2 separate regions of the Mus musculus genome follow, and region 2 is linked to region 1. The links are chromatin contacts, found by Hi-C in ENCODE. All regions are on one chromosome and are shown on one strand. Each heading gives the region's core, a stretch centred on a gene start or an enhancer-like site at or near the end of the contact. The rest is flanking DNA. Distances are from core to core; before and after follow the strand shown. Region 1 overlaps Kcnmb4 (potassium large conductance calcium-activated channel, subfamily M, beta member 4). Region 2 holds the start of Kcnmb4 (potassium large conductance calcium-activated channel, subfamily M, beta member 4).

The links. Hi-C counts contacts between places; a loop is a spot of excess contacts on that map.
Region 2: a loop to region 1 is called in a map of left cerebral cortex, with 6 times the contacts of the local background. The contact joins the promoter of Kcnmb4 here to the enhancer-like site in region 1. A Hi-C loop is called at or near these places in 5 of 37 maps with a recorded cell type or tissue (T-helper 1 cell, T-helper 17 cell and left cerebral cortex).

The regions. Positions count from the first base shown.
Region 1 is chr10:116,425,897-116,430,497 of GRCm38, reverse strand. The region is part of intron 2 of Kcnmb4 (potassium large conductance calcium-activated channel, subfamily M, beta member 4); the gene reads left to right. Among named protein-coding and RNA genes, the nearest start is that of Kcnmb4os1, 10 kb to the right of the region's middle. Within about 2 kb of position 1,858, at least 1 of the 3 ENCODE cell types and tissues checked has a DNase peak (open chromatin) inside an H3K27ac peak, as active enhancers do; it is left cerebral cortex, where a contact is called at or near this core.
Region 2 is chr10:116,471,422-116,476,022 of GRCm38, reverse strand. Kcnmb4 (potassium large conductance calcium-activated channel, subfamily M, beta member 4) reads left to right here and starts at 2,500. Exons shown (of 3, transcript NM_021452.1): 1 at 2,500-2,837. The coding sequence starts at 2,502. Kcnmb4os2 (potassium large conductance calcium-activated channel, subfamily M, beta member 4, opposite strand 2) reads right to left here and starts at 2,860. Exons shown (of 3, transcript NR_130644.1): 1 at 1,636-2,860; 2 at 1,390-1,538; 3 at 1,036-1,257.

The sequences.
Region 1 (4,601 bases), core at 609-3,108:
TGTTGGATAAGTAAAATCTTCATGTGTTTTGCAATGATAGTTGTCTCTGTGGTCTTTGTGAGTGAGGGTCTTTTGACAAACTACAACAGTACATAATTTAGGGGTCCAGACACATTGGTAGCCTGGATAGAAAGCTAGCCTGTTTCTCTTTTCCTACATGCAGTAGGAAATGACTTAATTTAAAAATAGCTTCTGTGTATCCTATACATTGTAACAAAACAAGGTTCCTAACAGTTGGGAACCTTGTAAAGTGATAACATTATTGTAGGAGCAGCCCTTCAAGCTTCCAGGATCAAAGATTCTCACTGGGTCTTTTGCAACAAAAGACACCTACTTACCTTAATTTCCATAGCTCTCTGAGTAATCACACTGCACCAAAGGGAAGGGCGAGGTGTGTAAAAGTGAGGAAACAAGTGGGCAAGTGGGTTTTCTTGGTTGAGGATCTAATTCTAGGATACTGGATTTAACTTAGACATTAATGGCGATGAAGCATTGAGTACATTGTGGAGGGAATTGCTGTGGGCTGAGTCTGGGTGGTCCTGTGCCTGCCCGAGCTCCCTTCACGGGCATCCAGCTCCAGGCTGGCAGCCTTCCATAGCATGTGAGGCCAGAGTGGGGGTTACCCTGGAGGAGAGGTTTGGGGGTCCATCCGATGAGGGAGAGCAAGCGCTTCAGCAGGATGAGCTGGGGAGACAGAAACTGTCACACTGGGAGAGGTTGGGCTAGATAGGGATTTTACAAACAGGCAGAGAGGGGGCTGGGCTCGGTCAGCACCTGAATTTAATTCCCAGTAAGATGACTGTCAGAGGACCACTCCCCCCAAACCCTACCCCCGCCCTGTTGTTGTGAGACAGATGATTTCAGTCTGAGCACTGGGGAGGCAGAGAAGACAGGCAGGTCCCTGGGCATCTCTAGCCAGCCACCCTCACTGCTTGGCAAGTTCCGTGTCAATGAGGGACCCCGTGTCTTATGTAGGATTCCTATTGCCGTGATGAAACACCATGACCAAAATCAGCTTGGGGAGGAAAGGGTTTATTCGGCTTACACTTCCGCAGCACTGTTCCTCACAGGAGGAAGTCAGGACAGGAACTGGAGCAAGGCTGACTGGAATGTGGAGGCAGGAGCTGAGGCTGAGGGCTTGGAGGGGTGCTGCTCTCTGGCTTGCTCCTCATGGCTTGCTCAGCTTGCTTTCTTATAGAACCCAGGACTACCAGCCCAGGGGTGGTACCACCCACAATGGATTGTGTCCTGCCCCATGAATCACTAATTAAGAAAATGCCCTATAGGCTTGCCTACAACCCAATCTAATTGAGGCATTTTCTTAATTAAGTTCTCTCAGATGGCTTTAGCGTGTGTCAAATTGACATAAAACCAGCGAGTATGCTCTGTCTTGAGAAATGTGGATAGCACACAAGAGATGGCCCCTGAGATTGACTTCCGGCCTACACGTGTGCATACGTGCACACACACTCACGTGTGTGTGTGTATACCTCTTCACACACATGGACATATGCATAATCATTCCTAAAAGAACAACAACAACAACAAAAACCAGAAAGGCAAACAGCAAAGCAAAAATGATCACTTGTTTTGGAAATTATCTGAAAATAGTTGGCACAGCCCGTGAAAACACAAGTAAACACACAGGACTGTTTAGGCAAATCCATCCATGGCATTTACAGTTTCCAACAAATCTAGGTGGCCTTTGAACGAATCCCCTGCAAGTCTGCGAACCTGCTTCCCCCGTCCTCCAGATTTGCTCAGCTGCAACTCAGTGGCTTCAATCACGCTTTGAAGTCTGTTGCCGCCCCACTAACATTTGTTGAGCTCCCATTTTGAGCTTAACAGGATGTAAGGCTCTCTTCAAGGTCCGGGAACCCCAGGGAGACCAGCCAAGTGGATCTGAGCAGGCGCCTGAATATACCACTTTACTAGGAACCCACGGGTGTGGCTGAGCCAGCATTGTTCTGCCCCCTCCCCGGCCCCACCCTTCCGTTCTTACTACATAAGAAGCCCTTGCCATGTTGACCCCCACTCCTCAGGTATCATGGGGGAAGAAAGTGGTTTTTGACCTTCTTTAAAACGCCATCTTTGGACTGCACGCAGTACGCCTGGCTGTGTTCAGACAGGAAGGAGACAGATACAGTGAAACCCGAGGGGGGTCCCTTACCCTGCTCATTTCCTTGAGAACCCAAATGCCGAAGCTCTTGCCAGCCCTCCAAGCGCCCAATGGAATCCCTGCTCGTGTGCTTATTTTTGGGTTTGTCAGCGTGTTTGTCATCTTCTCCCTGGAAACGGTTTCTCACACCCACGTCGCGAGTGTGCGATCTGCGATGATTCCGTGTCCTCTTTGCCTGGAACGAGGGCTGAGAACATGATTCAGCTTAGGGAAATGACACAAAATGCGGCTGTTAGATCTTTCAAACCTGACTCTTTCTTATGTGTTTGCAGTCTCTCTACAGGAGCAGACCCTGCTGGAAGCAAGCAGATTTGAGCTCTAAGTTCCTAGGCTCCGGGTGTGGCGGGTGTCGCGGATGTCGCGGGGAGAGACTAGAAGACACACTGTTACTTTCTTGTTGCCGTGAGAAAAGCAACTTGAAGGGGGAAGGATTTATTTCAGCTCACAGTTTGAGGGTTCGTTCGTGCTATCACTGTGGAGAAGCCTGGAGGCAGGGTGAGAGTGGCTGTGACCATGTGATAGGCTCCGAGGCAGCTGGCCACATCACGTCTACAGTTAGGAAGCAGAAAGATGAAGGCAGGTGCTAATTTCCTTCCTTCCTTTTTTCTTCCCTTCCCCTCTCCCTTCCTCTCTCCCTCCTTCACTTCCTTCCTTCCTTAAGGCAGAAGTTCATACCCATCTTTCTGCTTGCAAAACTCGATCTTGATGCTTGTTCCACCCCACCCCCCACCCCACCGAGAGAAGACAGGAGCCTTCACAGAGGTTACACATAACAGGTGTCTGATGTGACTCTAAAGACACTAAAGTCACTGTGTGAGTGCAGAGCTGCTGCGGCTCCGTTCTCAGAAAGTCTGTTGAGACACTCTCTGATATGGCCCACATCTGTGACGGTCCCAGGCATAATCTAGTTCTCTGGAGTGATTGCTTATAGGGTAAGCTTAGTGCATAGCTTCTATTGATGTTCCTAATTAGAAGGTTCTAACGTCATCAGGGGCTTTTTTTTTTCCTTGCCTCTGCTGGACATGCCTGTGGTTGAATTAGAACACATGATTTGCGTGTTAAACCTGCTGTGTTGGTCAGACCTCCTCCCCATAAACCCACCGTGCTGGATGGGACACGGGAGAAGGAAGAGCAACAAAGGCATCTCTACCAAAAGGAAGCTGCTCATAGGAGCTGTCTGTGACTACGTCCTTATAGCATTCAGGTGGAAAAAAAGAAGTACCGGGGAAGACTCAGCACAGCCACCATTCTGGCATGGTTTTTTGTGGGTTTTGTTGTTTTTGTTGTGGTTGTTGTTGGTGGTGGTAGTGGTGTTTTTTGTTTGTTTGTTTGTTTTGTTTGTCTGTTTTTTCCCCGGTGGTGGCAATCATTCTCACAGCAGCCTCTCCTTATATATGCTCAGCATCAGAAGCAACAGAAGTGAGATACTTCCACATCTCATTTAGCTCTCAGGAGTAAGGTAGATTCCATCACCCCACCATTTGTGGTTTGATTAGGAAATGCCCCTCACCCTCCCCACCCCAAGCTCTTGGGTTTGGACACTCCGTTTCCAGCTAACGTCACTGCCTCGGAAAGCTGTAGACCCTTTAGGCGAGGCATCTCAATAGAAGGGAGTAGGTTTGACTGCTCTTAAATACCGTCCTGTGCCTGCAGATTATATACTAATACTTTATAACTAACTCAGTGCTGTGCTGCTCCAAGACAACGTACCTGCCCCCTTGCTAGCTAGCTCTCCTGCCGCAGTCAGATGCAGATTTTTAGCTTCTTCCACAATTAGTAAGTAGCCCTGTTGCCGCTCTCAGTCGACCTGGGAAGGACAGTGGAGGAAGACTGGAGGGTGTGACTCAAAATTACAGATGTGTGGTGAGCATTTTATCTACAGACAGGAACCCAGGGGAGCTATCACCCAGGCTTTTTAAAGCCCATACCATAGCATCATTGCTGAGCTCCGATGAGTCAGAATGCGCTGGTAACGGGGGAGGGGAGGAAAAAACCCTTTCCTCTGTCAGACTTGAAATGTTTGTCAACTTCATGTGAATGAAATCAACAAATAATGCATCAGCAGGAGAAAATGCAAACTGACTTGGCGTGTTATTAATTATGTTTTACGCAAAGGACCTCAAATCAAAGAAGTGGTTAGACTTAGTGAGGTTAAAGCAAAAAGACTCCAGCGATGAACAGACTGGCTTTTCAGAGGGGGAAGTTTGTGGTGACGTTCACCTCTGCACCCTTAAGAGGACTTCTGTGAAGACTGGAACCCCCGGAGAAGAAATTTATGGCAGCCTCGGGTCCCAGAAGTTGTGTGGTTATGCAGATGAGGGAAATTTCTGGAAGGAGTTGGTCCTGTCTGTTTAATCGTAAATGTCTTCTTCGGCTTAAGCTAACCACCTCCGGGGTTCCGAGTGTGTCCTCACAGCAGAGA
Region 2 (4,601 bases), core at 1,251-3,750, 45 kb before region 1:
AAGCTCACTGGGGCTTGCTCTGGCTTTGAGAGAACCATTGGAGACAACAGTGTTCTATGAGGGAGTCTGGTGCCGAATGGTGTGTCTTTCAGTTTCTGTGGATGGCTTACTATTCATAGGGAGGTCTCGCTTCCTCTCCTGTGCAGTCTCTGCCCTCCTGGGAACAGAAGGTGCCAAGTTGACCTGTGGTTCAACCTTTCCGAGGCCCCCTGGGTTCTTCCTGTCCTTCTGACTTAAAGTCAAGGGTTGAGCGCTTTTCTGATACAAGCAGCCTAGGTGGGAATGTTACAAGGCAGCCCTACCACTAGGAGAAGAAACTAACACGGATTTCTAGTGAATCCTTCAAAATAAAAAAGTTGATTTCGTCTGTGAAGCCTTCAGATCTGCTTCCCTTACCACAGAAGACAAGCCAACTTATATAGGAAAACAAAGAATCAAAATGAAATGTTTGAATAACACAAAGCTGGAGAGAGAACAACAGCTTCTATCCCTGTGAGAATAAACAATGAAGAAAGTAACTGAACTAACATTTGAGTTAAGACAGAACTCCCTGGCCCTGGTTTCCTAGGTTGTAAGCAGTTTTTGTTGTTGTTGTTGCTGTTGTTTCATTCACAACACTTAAGGCGCCCAGGAGACACTGAACTGTGAAGTGTGTAAGGTAATGGTGTTACGTTACCCTTAGGGCTCTGTCCTGGGCTTGCTGCACGTTGCATGAATTACTTTATTTAGTCCCTTAGCCTTAGCGGCCCTGTTCCGTGTTTATTCACCCACCCCTCGTCCCCATCTCCAATCCCAGAAGAGGTTGCTTTTTTGAAATGAGGATTGGCATCTGGAATCTGTCGAAGGAAAACACTCAGCGAAGATTTGCGATTTCAGGTTAAGACGCTTCAGCTTTGGAGCTCTCTTCTTTATAGCCAGCGTGTGCCTAACAAATGCCTTGACGCCAACAGGGGGGGAAATCTCAGGCAGAAACAAACAAACAAACAAACAAAAAATACAGTGTCTGCTCTCAAACGGAGACGACACTGAGACATCTTTGTGATTTTAAAGTTTTTCCAAGTCCTGCAGCCTTTTTATTCATTAAGAAAAACAGACACTAAAGGTCTCCTTTACCATTGTTTGGAAATACCCATCAGCATAACATGCCAGAACTCTGTCAGTGCCAGCCAAAGGGTTTGAAGTCTGGTAGAGTGGGCTTAACATTTCCATGACTTGGCAACTGTTATTCATCAGGAGCCTGAGTTCATTCATCTAGGACTTGAAAGACAAGAAAAGGAGGGTTAAAACAACAACAACAACTTTATTCTTCCAAACGCAGCTCTAAACAGTTCTCAAGTTTGGTTTTATGATCTTTAAAAAAATGTAGGTAAAAAGCAAATTTAAACTTACAAAGGAAAAGTCAGGAGAATAGAGGCTGAATAAAGGTGTACATCGATAGGGTGGAGTTCCAAAGTGTCTGCAAGCCGCGGTCGCCTTGCACAGAGCTCCAGAAAAAGCTCACCTGCAAATCTCAGGGCCAGCTAAGGGTGGCAATATTCCTAAAGAGGCCAACAGAGTCTGCTCTCACCAGCCCGAGGCCAGGCTTTGCCACCTGTTTGCGTCCACCCCCTAGGGGTCGTTCCCGCTGTCTGGCACCTATTTTTCCAGGAAAGTCCACCGACGCTCAAGGCTCCAATCGTGTTAGCCTGCACGGTCCCGGTGGCGGCGTGGGATCCGCGGGGACCTCCGGCTCCCGGCCGCTCGCCTGTGGGCATCCCCCCGCGTCCGCGCCGGTGCCCTCTGTCGCTCGCCGCCACCGGAGCTCCCTTTGCCGGTGCGCCTGCTGCCCCGCAGCTCCCCGGATCGGAGTTTGAAGATTCCCGCTTCGCACGCTCACGCCATCCTCCCCCACTTAAAAAAATTTTTTTTTTCTCTCTTTTAACTTTCTCCCCAGCCACGCTCCCTCGGTGCTAAGCGTTCGCCTCGACCGTCTCCGCCATCTCTCCAGGTTGCATCTGGCGAGGATTCCGAGAGCAGCTCGCGGCGGCCCGGGTGCTCGCCCACGGGAGCTGCGGGGCGCGGCGCGGGGCGGGGCGGGGCGGCGGCGCCCAGGGCGGGGAGGAGCAGCCTCGCTCAACGCGGAGCCAGGGCTCAGCAGCCCAGTCGCTCCCAGCGTCGGGGCGCCGGGCGCTCGGCCGCGGCGATGGCAGGCGGGCGGCGCGCGCGGGGAGGCGGGCGCGGGGCGCGGAGCGCGCGGGGGCGGGGGCGGGCTCGGGGAGCCCCGGGGTGCCGGACGCTGTGAGGCGGCGGTGGCACCCGGGAGCCCGGCCTCGGGCAGCGCCGTCGCCGCCGCCGGGGGCGTCGCCGGCCTCGGCCCCTTTGTTCTCGCGCGCGCCCCCTCGCCGCCCACTCCCCTGCTGTCGCGCGGCGGCGGCGGCGGCTCCTCCCGCCCGAGGCGGTTGAGCTCGGCGCCGGGGGCGGGAGGGGGCGGGGAGCGCGCCAGCCGTGGAGAGTGGGGGGCGATGGCGAAGCTCAGGGTGTCTTACGAGTACACGGAAGCCGAAGACAAGAGCATCCGGCTCGGCTTGTTCCTCATCGTCTCCGGCATCCTGTCGCTCTTCATCTTCGGCTTCTGCTGGCTCAGTCCCGCCTTGCAGGATCTGCAAGCCACGGCGGCCAACTGCACCGTGCTGTCGGTGCAGCAGATCGGCGAGGTGTTCGAGTGCACCTTCACCTGTGGCACCGACTGCAGGGGCACCTCGCAGTATCCCTGCGTCCAGGTGTACGTGAACAACTCCGAGTCCAACTCCAGGGCGCTGCTACACAGCGACCAGCACCAGCTCCTGACCAACCCCAAGGTAAGCGCGCGGGAGCTCCCGCCTAACAGTGCAGGTTCGGGGCCAACGTCCCGGTTAGACCCCAGGGGAAGAATCGAGTGCACTGTCCTCGCTCGGAGTTGATGCGAGGGAGGCATGAGGTGCATGCACGCATCCCTGGAGCCCAGGGCTCCAGACCTCGGGGTGTGTTTGCCTACTGGGCGGTGGTACGCGAGCCTCTCTGCAAACAGATCTTTTCTGTTCTTAGATTTTTTTGAGCTCCGGACCACCCCAGGTCCAGCGCCTGCGGGAAGGGGTTGCCTAAACTCAAGGAGCAAAGAAAGTTAACTTTTCCTTCCAATGTAGCCATGGGATAGCCCAGGACCCAGGTACTCCAGTATATGGCCTGAGCTTCTATGGGGCTCAAGAACTCCCTTCTTTGAGAGGTTAAAGGGGTCTCTTCGCTTCTGGAAAGTATCTTAAGTGACTTTTGAATTTTAGTTCTAAACTGAAGTTTTTAACTTGAGGTCTACAGATAGACTTGGGATGGTGAGGGTGGGGTCAACAGCCATCAGGAGGAATCCAAGAAGAGATTCTGATGAGGTCGGGTTGGTTTGCTTGGTGCTGGTGGTGGAGGCTGAAGGGTCCTAACCACTCTGAGTGTTTGGGCACAATGAGAAGCTGTAACTAAGGAGTAAGTAGGAGAACAACTTACCGAAAATAGAAAGCCCTTGATGACATATACCAAGCAGCGGTTTCCTGACAACTTCTTTTGTTGTTACAGGGGAGGAAAAAAAAAAAAAAAGAGGGAAAAAAATAGATAAAACCTGGTTAGGACTTTCTAGCCTCTGGAGAGCAGAGAGGGAGACTCAGAAAACTTCCCCGGGGTAGGAAAGCACTTATAAAAAGCTGTGTCCCCAGTCCGTGAACTAATTGAGCCTTGCAGTGTGCCTGCTTCTGCAGGAGGGTTCTTTGATGCCTGTGTTCCTTTCTGCTGCCAGCTGAAGGTGTGTATATATATTCAAGTTACTGAGTCCTTGTACTTCCTGGGGGCTGTGCTGGAAGACAAGCAGAAATCATTCCAAAGAAAATGAGTCCTGTGCGTGCAGGAACATGTTCTCTTAAATGTGACCAGATAGATTAATCGGAATTCATTATTTTAAACAAGATCACTACCGCTGTGCAGAGAAACTCGGGCGTAACTCACTTATTTGGAAAGTTAGAAGAAACTAGTCTTTGAACATATGATGGACTCCTCAATGGAAAAGTCTCCCGCTAGTGCACGGAGGCTCGTTTGCTTTTAAAAATGGAGCTAATCCAAGAACAGTAAGTGTAGACGTGAACATTTGGAATCCAGTCTCTAAGGACCAAGGTCTTGCCGAAGTGATCGGTCTCAAAAACAGATGTGGGTTAATCTGCATAGTGCTTGAGAATTTAATAAGAGGTCTGGTGGCTTTGAGAAAGCATTGTAAAAATCAGAATTAAGTGAAAAATATCTAAGAAAGGTGTCAAGTAGTAACTTAGTGATTTGGAAGGTGCTCTGTAGTTTGCCATACAGGTGTAGTCATAGTTGGTGAAACACTGCTAATTATTTTTGAGATAGTCGTTTAATCAATTATATATGTGTGTGTGTGTATACATATGTATATGTGTATACATACATACATATATGTGCATATACATTCTTACAAGGTAAATTCTAACTTGTATGGTTAATATCTAATTTTGGTGTAGACAAGTTAGGATTTACCACAGAAGTCAACCAAAGTTTCCAGGCAGTTTTGCAGGATTCTGGCAACAGGGATA